Regions from separate parts of the Homo sapiens genome. Here region 2 is linked to region 1. Evidence: chromatin contacts called from ENCODE Hi-C or POLR2A ChIA-PET data. All regions are on one chromosome and are shown on one strand. The core of a region is the stretch at or near the end of the contact, and the rest is flanking DNA. Distances in the headings are between cores, read along the strand shown.

The links. Hi-C counts contacts between places; a loop is a spot of excess contacts on that map. ChIA-PET counts read pairs that join two places held with the same protein, here RNA polymerase II (POLR2A). Pooled maps may share reads with other maps.
Region 2: a map of chondrocyte shows a loop between it and region 1 (2.0-fold over the local background). The contact joins two enhancer-like sites. A Hi-C loop is called at or near these places in 4 of 168 maps with a recorded cell type or tissue (Calu3, cardiac septum, chondrocyte and 1 more) and 2 of 50 pooled maps. POLR2A ChIA-PET finds 5 or more read pairs at or near these places in 5 of 52 experiments (A549, AG04450, GM12878 and 2 more).

The regions. Positions count from the first base shown.
Region 1 is chr2:40,343,787-40,349,608 of GRCh38, forward strand. The region is part of intron 2 of SLC8A1 (solute carrier family 8 member A1); the gene reads right to left. Among named protein-coding and RNA genes, the nearest start is that of SLC8A1, 110 kb to the right of the region's middle. Within about 2 kb of position 3,390, at least 5 of the 41 ENCODE cell types and tissues checked have a DNase peak (open chromatin) inside an H3K27ac peak, as active enhancers do.
Region 2 is chr2:40,242,536-40,248,357 of GRCh38, forward strand. The region is part of intron 2 of SLC8A1 (solute carrier family 8 member A1); the gene reads right to left. The region is part of intron 3 of SLC8A1-AS1 (SLC8A1 antisense RNA 1); the gene reads left to right. Among named protein-coding and RNA genes, the nearest start is that of SLC8A1, 210 kb to the right of the region's middle. RefSeq lists an enhancer at 1-275. Within about 2 kb of position 2,241, at least 8 of the 41 ENCODE cell types and tissues checked have a DNase peak (open chromatin) inside an H3K27ac peak, as active enhancers do.

The DNA.
Region 1 (5,822 bases), core at 2,140-4,639:
TTTATTTTCAAACTACTGTACTTGTAATTTTGAATCAAAGGCTAACTCCCAACTTCTGCTAATGATTGGATGAGTCTTACAAATACCCTTTTCCATTTTTTATAATAGAATTTTTAAGTGACTATAATGTACAAATCCATTCAATAATCAATTGAAGGTCAAACTACATGCCAGTACCCGCATCAGGTACAGGGATAGAGGTCTCAGAAAGTTCACAGCTTTATGAGCAAGAGAGTGTGTACGATGGCAATATAATGAATCAGCAGTATGGCAGCCAGATGACAGGAGAGATGGTCAAGGAAAGCTTCCAGGGAAAATAAGTGAGGCCATAGAGAAGTCATTTTTTAGAGTAATAAGGAGGTCAGCTGAGGGCATGGCATGAAAAACATATTCCACTAGAACTATTTAAAATATCAAGATGTCAACAGCAAAGTATCTAAGTTAACTCCTTTCTCCTGAGACAATGCAAAGGAGGAGGCTCTGCTGATTTCATGCACTATTTGCCTGGGATTTTTTTGCATGATTCTTTTAAGGTGTCAAGCACTGGGTCTATGACAATGTAGATGAAGGAACATGCTTTGGAGGGAGAGATTTAGCCTAAACTTTTAAAGGACTTCTATCCAACCCACTCACTGTCCGTATAGACACAAAAAGAAAGGGACAAGAAACCAGATTACCCCAGGTGTGTACTACAAACATACAATAGTGGCTTTGGTTCTGGGAAAGTTCATCTTTGAGTAAGACACCCAGACTCACTGTTTATTTTAATGTAAACTATTAGAGAGAAAAATGTCTGGGAGAAATGTACTCAAAAAGCATCTGTTGAGAATAACCAGTCCTATGAAGTAATATTTAAATGCTGTGAAAAAAAATTCACAGAGCTTCAGGTCTCCCATTGCCCTTAGTCTTCATCAGTCTATTCCTATGTACACAAGTTTAAAATGTTGAGGACAGCCCTCCTAGGAAAGTCTCACTCAGAATTGACATTAGGTCCTGTACCTAGCAGCATCTGAATTCCCAGACTAATCTTAAGAATTCATGGACCTGATACTCAAAACTGAACATTCAGCATGGTAATCACATGAGATCTCAGGGTACATATACTTCCCCACCCAATCTCTCTTCCTCTCACACCCACATTAGGAACATATTGCACAGGTCAGGATGGACAAATTCTAGAGGACTCTGGGAATCATCTTCCGTATTTTGTTTGTCTGTTTGTTTTCAAAAAGTGACAAGAGGCTATAAGCCATGGATTTTCTAATTTTATAACTGGTTAAGTCCAAGCTTGGAATGCCAAGAGTCTTCATTCTCATTTTTCCAGTCCTGTTTACTACTCCAGAGTCAAGAAACTCTGCACACGGTGGTTGCTTATGATAGGAGTGAAGGGTAGATGTTTTGACACTCCGTCTCCTGTGGCCACAATCAAAGCATAGCAAGAAATTTCACTAGGGGCCCTGCTGCTCCTCTCACTACACTCCTACCTCATCAATAACAACATCTGTATTTAGTAATAAACATGCTAGGAAAATGTTAACGTGCTTCATAAATTATATTTCCATTTATTTGCAAAGAAAATTGAAGTGTGATAGGGTAGAAAACATGTTTTATACCACATGTAGGGAAGCAGTCAGAAGATTCATGTGAGCAACAAAGCTCAAGAAGATTGTCAGAACAAAAAAAATCATACCATTAAGAACATGAAAGACTCTACCTTTCAGCTCTGAGATGGACAGGGCCACTGATTTATTCCCAGAGTTGTTAATAAATGAATAAAAAAAAGAAACAGCAAATTTGTGGTAAAGTATCCCTGACTATGAGCCAATATACTTTGTAATGACCAGAAAATCTGCATTTTGAAAACCCTCTATGCAGCCATAGAAAAGAATAAGTTCATGCCATTTGCAGGGACATGGATGAAGCTGGAAACCATCATTCTCAGCCAACTAACACAGGAACAGAAAACCAAACACTGCATGTTCTCAGTCATAAGTGGGAGTTGAACAATGAGAACACATGGACACAGGGAGGGGAACATCACACACTGGGCCCTGTCGGGCGGTGGAGGGCAAGGGGAGGGAGAGCATTAGGACAAATACCTAATGCACGCGGAGCTTAAAACCTAAATTACAGGTTGACAGGTGCAGCAAACCACCATGGCACATGTATACCTATGAAACAAACCTGCACATACTGCACGTGTATCCCCAGAACTTAAAGTAAAATTAAAATAAATAAACACACTCATCAACATTAACAGTAAAAAAAAAAAAAAAAAAAAAAAAAAGAAAGAAAGAAAAAGAAAACCCTCAAGTTTCCTGTGGTCCCCTCACCACACTGCTCAGAACCAGAAAGAGTTTAAGACTTTGAATGGATTCATTTCTTAGAAAGCCTGGCTGTACATCTCTATATTTAGGGTTGATTTCTTTTATTGCACACAGTGAGAAGTTGATGGGAGGAGTGACGAGATGGCTGAGACTCCCCTTTCCTAAGCTTTTCTTGCCTTTGTAGAGTTGTAATGGGCAATTTCTTACCACATAATGAGAAAACGGACTTGAATCCATGCTACTCAAAGCGGACTGGCATCCCTGGGACTTGTTAGAAATATATATGCTAGGGCGTTTACCTCATACTTAGTGAAATTAGCATCTCTGGGCAGAGGACTCAACATTCAGTGTTGTGACCAGCACTGCTTTATGGCTACAGCAGTATTCCTCCTAGGACCATGCCGCCGTCAGAGTTATTTTGACCCTCTCTGGGAAGACAGCAAGCCTAAGTCAAGGTTTTACTCTATTCCACAAGAGCTTGTTCTCTAATGGAATTTACAAGTCTGGCCTTTCAAGTACAGTCCCAAAAATGGAATGCAAGACACAGGAAGGCAGAGAGGGGAAAAAGTCTGAGTGCCAAACAGAGAAGAATGACCTCTATGGCTAAATTGTTTTGTCTGCATCCTGTCTAAAGGCACCAAAATTTACAGAGAATAAACTAAAGGAAAGGGAAAAAAGTCTTGTAGCTCAATGATCTTTCTAGTTTGGAATAATTTTAAATTGAGCAATAATCTGAGCATATTTTCAGCCAGCATCTGTCTGTGTTCCACTTAGTTTCAGTCTGACTTTTACTCCCCTGGGTAATCAGCCCACACACAAGCAGGTTAGGAATGAAAAAAATAAAATAAAATAAACCCTGCTTATTTCATTTTCTGTTTCCCACATCTCCTTTTGTACATACATCAAAGCACAGCATGTGACAGAAATGCTTCCATAGCACCAAGGCAATAGATAGCACTTTGTATAGAAGGTTGGTGTGTCTTCTGTGCCTAGGTTCAAATTTTGGCTTTGCTACATACTGGCTATTTGAAATGTGGTAACTTACTCTCTGTAGCCTATCGCCCAGGCTAGACTGCAGTGGTGCAATCATAGCTCACTGCAGCCCCAAACCACTGGCCTCAAACGATCGTTCCAACCTTGGCCTCCCAAAGTGCTAGGATTACAAGGGTGAAACACCAACCTGGGCCCCTTGCTTCTTCTAAACTATCAACCTAACCATGTAAAAGGCAGAATCCCTTTGAGAACCTCATATGCCATGCTTCTTCCCATCACAGGGCCTTTGAATGTACTATCGTAGAAGTCAGCAGAGAAAGAAGAGAATCCAGGCTTCAGAGCCAGACAGCTTGAGCTCAATGCCTGGCTTCAGCCTTGCTGTGTATATGACATACAAGTTACTGAGTTATCCTCTCTGACTCTCAGTTCCCATATATGCAAAATAAGCATAATACCCATTTTACAGAGGTGTTGGGAATATTCCATGAGAAAATCCATGATTTACCTTTAGTGGTACTAAGACTTCTAATTGTCTATAACATCTATTGGCTTTAATCGAATGTTATACTAACAATTTTAAAATAAAACTAATGAAATACTTTCGAAATATTGTGTATTAATTTAGTTTATGACTCTTGAAACAAACTCCAAGTTTTAATGACCAACAAAAGAGATCTTTAGTGATTAATCCTGAATTTAAAGCAAGATTTCTCTAATTTCAAAGTCCATACATTTTCATCTTGAAATCAACCATATAATTAATAACAAAGATAAGGAGATAAAATAAAACAATGGCTTACGGTCTACACATTCTTTTCTGTCTAAGATGGCCCACTTGAAATTATAAGCAATTTAAATTAGAATTTTAAAAGCATATTCTCAGGTTTTAAAAAATCAGCTGTATTTGCTCCAGTGCTTCTTTATTTACTGAAGGAAGGAGGTCAGTAATTTGGGAGTCATAGAGAAGCTGAAGTGTGTTTCCTTCTTAATTTTTACATGGGCTGAAATGTTTTCAAGGGCTGGAAGACGGCGTGGTGACAGGAAGACAACGTGGTGTGCAGAGAGAAGATTGAACTGTACATGAAGAAATCTGAGTTCAAACTGCAGTTCCCACCAGCTGGAATCCACAGGGCAAGTCATTTAATTGCTCTGAAGACATAACCGCCTCCTCTCAAAATGAGGGGTTGGCTTAGCTAACTGCATAGGCTCCTTCCAGCTTTATATTTTGCTGGTCTTGAGAATTGTTAGGGAAGATCACAGTGACTCCAAAAAGAGAAGATCAGATCTCCTATCCCATCAAAGAACCTATCTACCGTTTCAGACATTTTAAATGCCAAACCCATACATCTAATAAAAAAGCTTTTTTTCTGAACTCTGGTTTTTAAAATGTATAACTTCAAGAAAAAGATAAATCTGCGCAAGAAACATATGACACAAATATAATGCATTTTATCAGCATATGTTCCATCCCTAGTGGTCACGTTTATTAGAGATTTAGGCTGAGCCAGGGTTGGCTGTGTTCTCAGAAGTACGGGGATGGGTCTTGCAGAACCTCTGCACTCCGGGGTCTCAGGGCAGCTAGTGCTGAAACGTGACCAGAAAGAGTGAGGACATGAAGAGTGCCATGTCTTGCCCTTAATGACTCTTGGTGGTTTCACCAGAAAGACAGAGGGAAGCGGTATTCAGTCTGGAGGAAAGAAGTGGGTCAGTCTCCCCACAGTCGTAACACATGCATCACAGTCCTCTTATGCTTTCATCTGTCAGGAATGGGCCTTCATGTTGTTGTTACACTTTGACCTAATGAAGAGAAAAATGACTCAGAATAAATGAATCTTCCCACTAATAAATGATTTCTTAATTTCGTGGTGCCATGGGCTTTTTTGAGAATCTGAGGAATGTGGCTCTTCTTCTCCCACAAAATACACATAAGCACAAAATTGTGCACACAGCTTCAAGGGCTTCCTAGACTCCTTCATGCCCATTCTCATTCTTCAGGGGCTAACAGGGAAAGAATCCTTCATCTAAATGAAGGAAAATTAAGAGTTTATGAAAACAGACACAATTTGAGCACATCACAAATGTGGTATAAGCCTGTTTTTCCATCAAATATGTCAAGTCTGAAAAAAACCGAAGACATGTCTTAATCAAATTTGTAGTCTCATCAGCATGGTGCCCTGCTCATTGGTTACAGTCGACACTTTGAATCATGGTCATTGAGAAAAGACAGAGTGGGCAGGAAGAGAAAGAGGCAAGGAAAAGGAATGATTTAAGGATTTCTGTGGAAAATGTTATTTCAAAAAAATACTTCTGAGGTTAAAGGGAAGCAGAATAAAAGACTTTCTAGTTACCAGTGAAGTCAGAGAGACACAAATATGAATCCTGCTCCTTCCTCATAGCAGCTAAATGACCTTGGGTAAGTTCCTCTCTGCACCTCAGCTGTTTTCTCTGTGAAATGGGGTTAATAAGAGTATCTACCTCACAGGGTTATTGTGAGGCTGGAAG
Region 2 (5,822 bases), core at 991-3,490, 100 kb before region 1:
ACTCGACTCTCCCTTTGTGAAGCTCTACAGGGATACCGTCTTGAATGTCAAAGGTCTACAAATGTCATAGAAACAGCTGCCACCACTTCTTTGCATTAGGCATCTCTTTCAACATTTACTCATGGTATTGCCTTACCCATCTAGGCAGAAGCAAACCAAAATCCAGAGATTTTAAAATATGGTATCTATAATTACAAGAAACAACAAGAAACCAAAGAGGAATACAAATACAACCATGCCTTGTGTTTCAAGACTTTCTAGACTTGCTTAGAAAAAAAGAGACTAAATTTTTGTCTCTGGGCAAAGTTAGTCAGACGAGAAAGACAAACTTCACATGCAAGGTATACTTTTTGCTGTCTCCATTTTTATAAAAGCAAAGTTAATGAGGCTTTGATCTTTATTCCATAGTTATTAAGATTATTTTCCTAAATCTGAGATCATTGCAGAGATATACAAGGTAGTTCTGCCAAATCATTCATTCATTCCTTCACCAAACGTGGATACGAGTGTCTACTGAATGTCCAGTAAAAGCAGGAATACAGACATTGAAGGCTCATTTCATTGCCCTTAGTTTCTACATATCATAGCTGTGATGCATGGAATATTAAGGAAACCCCTAAATCTTTAACTGAGTTAATTCACAACTTACCAGAGCTATTTTCAATTCATGAAAATAAAGGCCAGGCGTGTAATCCCAGCACTCTGGGAGGCCAAAGTGGGTGGATTGCTTGAGCCTCAGGAGTTCAAGACCAGCCTGGGCAACATGATAAAACCCTGCCTCTACCAAAAATACAAATAAATAAATAAACTGGGCATGGTAGTGTCTGCGGTCCCACCTACTTGAGAGCTGAGATGGGAGGATCACTTGAGCCTAGGAGGTAGATGTTATAGTGACCAAGATCACCCCACTGTACTCCAACCTTGGTGACAAAGTGAGACCCTGTCTCAAAAAAGAGAAAAAGAAAAGAAAGATTTCTCAAGTCTAAGTTCAGTATTTAAGAAAAAATAAAAAGTAACATCATGGCTTTGAGCTTGATTTTACCTCTGTTTTAGACTAAGAAGTCTATTCAAATGGAGCCTATGGCCCTGTAACCTGGCTCTGGGAAAATGAACAAAGGAATGCAACATCACATCAGCACTGTGTATTTTTGGAAGGGTATTGCATTTTTCCTTTGTGGTGGATTGGTCCGTGCACTTGAAAATACATTCACAGTGGGAAGGCACCAACTCTGCTGCACATTTATAGTTGAATCTATTTTTTTTCCTGACAAATATTCAAGTGGGGGAGGAATTCCATGTGAATGCTCTAGTGCCTCCTTCCCTCTGATGAGTCTAAGTGCTAGATAAACAAACATTATTTCTAAAACCTCAAGGGGAATACTTGAAACTGGAGCAACGTAAGAGGAAAAGTGGGCAGAATGGATAGCTTCTAGGGAGACTGTGACATTTCTGAGTAATTACTGAGGGGTCTAGGGTCTGGGGGACAACGCTCCCATCAGCAGCCCTTTTGTTATTAAAAAAAATGAACATCTGAGCAATTTAATGGAAAGTGCTGTGAAAACACAGCTGCAAGCCTTACATTCTTACCAGATCACCTCCTCTAAGCTTTCCTATGTAGAAATTTTGAAGCTTTCCTGGTATCTCCTCACTAGGGGGTTAGGAAGTAAGTAAATACACTGCACTCTTGGTTTAGTGGTGGGAGATACATTAGGAAAGCGTCAGTGCACATGAAGAGACCCACAGGCTAACAGCCATCATTTACTGAGCATCTACTACGTGAGTCTCCTTCTGAGCGTTTCCACATCTATTATCTCTTTAAATTTCCCAACAACACTAAGGTAATGACAGCCTTTCCTGCTGACCTATGAAGGCCAGGCTGGGAGTTGTCCGATGACTTTTCCTGTATAATGTCACCCCAGGGGAAGACGTTACTCTGATTTTTCCACCTCATGTTTTTCCCTGGCAGTTGCTGTGAGAGAATGTTGTTTTTGGAGCTGAGTAGGCAAGTGGTGTGCATGATATGAAAAACCAAAAAAAAAAAAAAAAAAAAAATGCACCAAACCCCACAAACTTTCTGACAGAAAGCACTCGTCAATTTTAGCCTGTCTATGCAATGATCGAGGCCTTTTCCTACTGCTGGATATTTCTAAGTGAGAAGATCCTACCTCAGTTTTCAGCTGGGCTTTAGCTCTGCAAGAAGTGCTGCCCCAGTCAGCCTTGGGGAGATCAGTAGAGGATTAGTTAGCAGAGCAGCCACTGGAGGGCACTCCTGAAATCTAGAGGCTTCTTCCTCCCGAGGAAAGGGTTGCTGGAGTCCCTGCCTGAGACTGTGGGTTTAACAAAGAGAAGGAATGTCTGGGGGATAAGTCCCAGTGCACTCATTCTCTGGAAAAGGTCTGCTGTACATATTTGCCAAGTGATAAGGAACCTAGGAAATCAAAAACCATTTGACAATTTACAGTGTTCAAAGGTAGCTTCCTGACTCTTGAGTTACATAAATGGCTATGTTAAAAATAGGCAGCCAATATAATTGAGCAACCTTAAATGGCCTAGGATATGTACCATATGTGATAGCCATGAAAATAATCAAAAGAATAATTCAGTATAAATTAGGAATCATTCCCACTCCAGTGGACTCAGTCTTATGGAAGTGGCACATAGGAGAAACTTGGGATTCTGTGATTTGTGCTGTTCATGTACAGGTCTCTCTCTCCCTAGTGAAACTCAGCTCTTTAGTTTGGGAGCCTATACCGGATCTCTCTGATATCCCTCTCCAGCTCTAAACATATACTACGTAGTCACACTGATTGTCCGTTAAATACATTCAAGTCGTTATTTTCCTTATGACAAAATTCACAGTGAAAGGCCACGTGTCCACCAGAAGAATAAGGTGCAAATCTAAAGTGGGTTAGTGGCATTTTCTCAGGACAGAGTGCATGGGAGGACAACATAGCAATCCTGGAAGTTGACAGGGTAAAACTTTTGGACACTCTGACTCTGTGCTGTATGTACCTGTTTGCTTCTGCTTTGAAAATAACTAGTAATATACAAGATCCACTTGAACCACTGAATTTAGCAAAATCAGGCCAAACCAGACGTCTTTGCATTAATATTGTCATTTTGTTTTATATTACTTAAAAAGTCAAACTTTTTTTTTTTTAATCATTCCTTCTCTTGACTATCTGCTGCTCTCCTGTGATGTATATTGTGAAAAACACATTTTAAAACCAAGACAGATATCTCAAGATAGACATCATGTTCAGTTTCTAAGCTACAATTAAATCTCGTAGAATGGTAAGAGGTTTATATCAGACTGTTGACTGCTTTATATACATTACTTTCATTCGAGACTCATTTCATGGATGAGGAAACTGATGTTTACATAAGTCAAGGAACTTGACCAAGGTTACATAGTTATAAGAAGCTGAGCTAGGACCCTACAGGTCCATCTCAGAGACCTATGATGTTAATCATTATGCCATATGACCTGTCTTAGACTAGTTTAAGAAATAGCTTCTCAATTAACCTCTCTTCTTTTAAAAGTGTTCATAGGTTTTAATTCCTTTTTTTTCTGCTTAGGCAATACTTAATTTTTAAACTGTGCACATAGAAGATGAAATGGAAAAATGTATTCCAGATGTAGGTTTTATAGTTGCACATCTTGGATATGGTTGGTTACACATACACTACAAGCATGTGGTACACATCTATCTCATTTTTACTTTAGAAATACATTCTCAACAGGGGAAACTTGAAATACGCAAACTGTGGTCCTGATTCCACTTCAAAACGTCTGCTTTTATTGGGTTTACCCTGCAATCATGCAACTTTTGGCCAGAGTCAAATAGGGCAACTAAATTTTTTTCTTGAGTTTTACTTGGTATGGTTCACTGTAAATGCTTCCAACTAGTCCTAAAGACAGACTTTGTTCATTTGTTCTTCTATGAGTTTTATTCAGCAGAACCTTGGATAACAGCAGCTTAGCCAAACACTGTGGGGTAATCACTCTGCTCAGGACTGATTCCTGTGCAGTCAGTTCTTCTGCACATCTTGCCTTCAAGGTCTGCCAGCTGAATGCACTGTGTTTCCAACATTGCCCTCCAAACAGACCTTTCATAAGGAAAAGTCACTGCTACTTCATTAATTCCAGAAGATGGATGGTGAAGTCATATTGCTTTGATATGCTTTCAGACTCAGGCTGTTCATGGGAAGCTAGAACTCTCTGAAACAGAAAAGTTTTTAAATTCTGGCTACTTTTTCATAGGATTCTATTATGACACCTCAGAGGAATTTTTTTTATTTAAGTCTGTCATTTTAAAGGAAAATGGTTAGATGTGACTAGGGCTGTGAAAACACAGTAGCTACCAGTGCCTGGCAAAGTTTGTACTCTAACATATTTCTGCTAAAAAAAAAAAGAATATTTTCCATTATTGCCTTGGATTCTTTCATCTTTTCTTACATGTTAAGAAACTTAATATCTGAAGAGTGAGAAATAGCCATTTTAGTGTGAAATCATGCTGGGGTGGAAAGGCCAGCATATTTCTTATAGATTAGTATTATAGGAGAGTTTGGCCATTTTCCTGGGCAGAAGCAAGGAGTTGGCACCTTGGAATCAACTCTTAGCCATCTGAAGGCTTTGAGCCTTGGTGAGTTTTCCAACCACAGGGCATTAGCTTTCTGCAGCCTGGAATGGAGCGATCACTATCCCCAGAGAGCTGTCATGGGTGCAGGCAGTGCTCAGCTTGGCTTAGTTCTACCATGGTCCTGAACAGCCAGGCTCTAGGTTAAGCCAAATCCAGAAGTATCTTGTTTTATTTCACTTGCCACGTGTTTGAGAAGGATTAATCTCAGAATATGGCAGAAGCCTTAGCAAAGCAACTTTAGAAAACAGCATATATATGTGTGTGTGTGTGTGTGTGTGGAGAGAGAGAGACAGATCTGAGGCATGGGTTTTACTAATGTTATTATTTAAATAAACCCTTCCTTATGCTAGAGCACCAGATGGTGTTACAAAAATGAGGAAAAAAGGCTCAGGGCATATAAGTCACGTGTCACATTAGCTGTATTGGCCTATGTTCAAATAATAAACATTTTAATCACTGCAGTTTATAACTCTATTTTAAATTTTTTGTTAATACATTAACAGTAACTGCTTACGTATACATAGAATTCTAATAAAAATGCATAAATAACTTACAAGAGGAAAGGGACTTAGGGATTATCCCTGGAAGCCCTCATTTCAAAGGTGAGACCCAGTAGAAACCCAATATGCACAGAAGTTAAGTGACTTTCTGAAAGGTCTTGCAGGTAATTAATTATAGAACAGGACTCCACGTTCAATGCTATGTTCACTATTACCTGAAATAGACTTGGAGGCAAAAATAAACTTATGTCAGCTATACTCAATGCTCAGTAAAGTGGCAGAGCAATATTTTATAAGCGTGTGTTCCGTGAACTCAAATGTGATGTTAGGTAGTGATTCTGAGTCCCTTAAAACAGATTGCTTGATTTATTTAAGGTATGTTCTCTATTACACCAAAAATTGTTTATGGATTTTTTAAAAACTGCACTCCATGGAGTAAGTACCAATTTCTACACTTTTGATGACATTAAGATATGTTAAGAGGCCTGAATGTTCTCAACTATGGATTAAAAATAAAGTACCAATTAGTTGGGTCAGTTTTCTACAGTGATTTGAAATTGATTTCTAAGTTTCCCTATTGCTAATGGCTGAATGTTTATGTTTTCCCAACTCCAAACTCAGAGGTTGAAATCCTAACTCCCAGGGTGATGGGATGAGAAGGTGGGTACCTTTGGGAAGT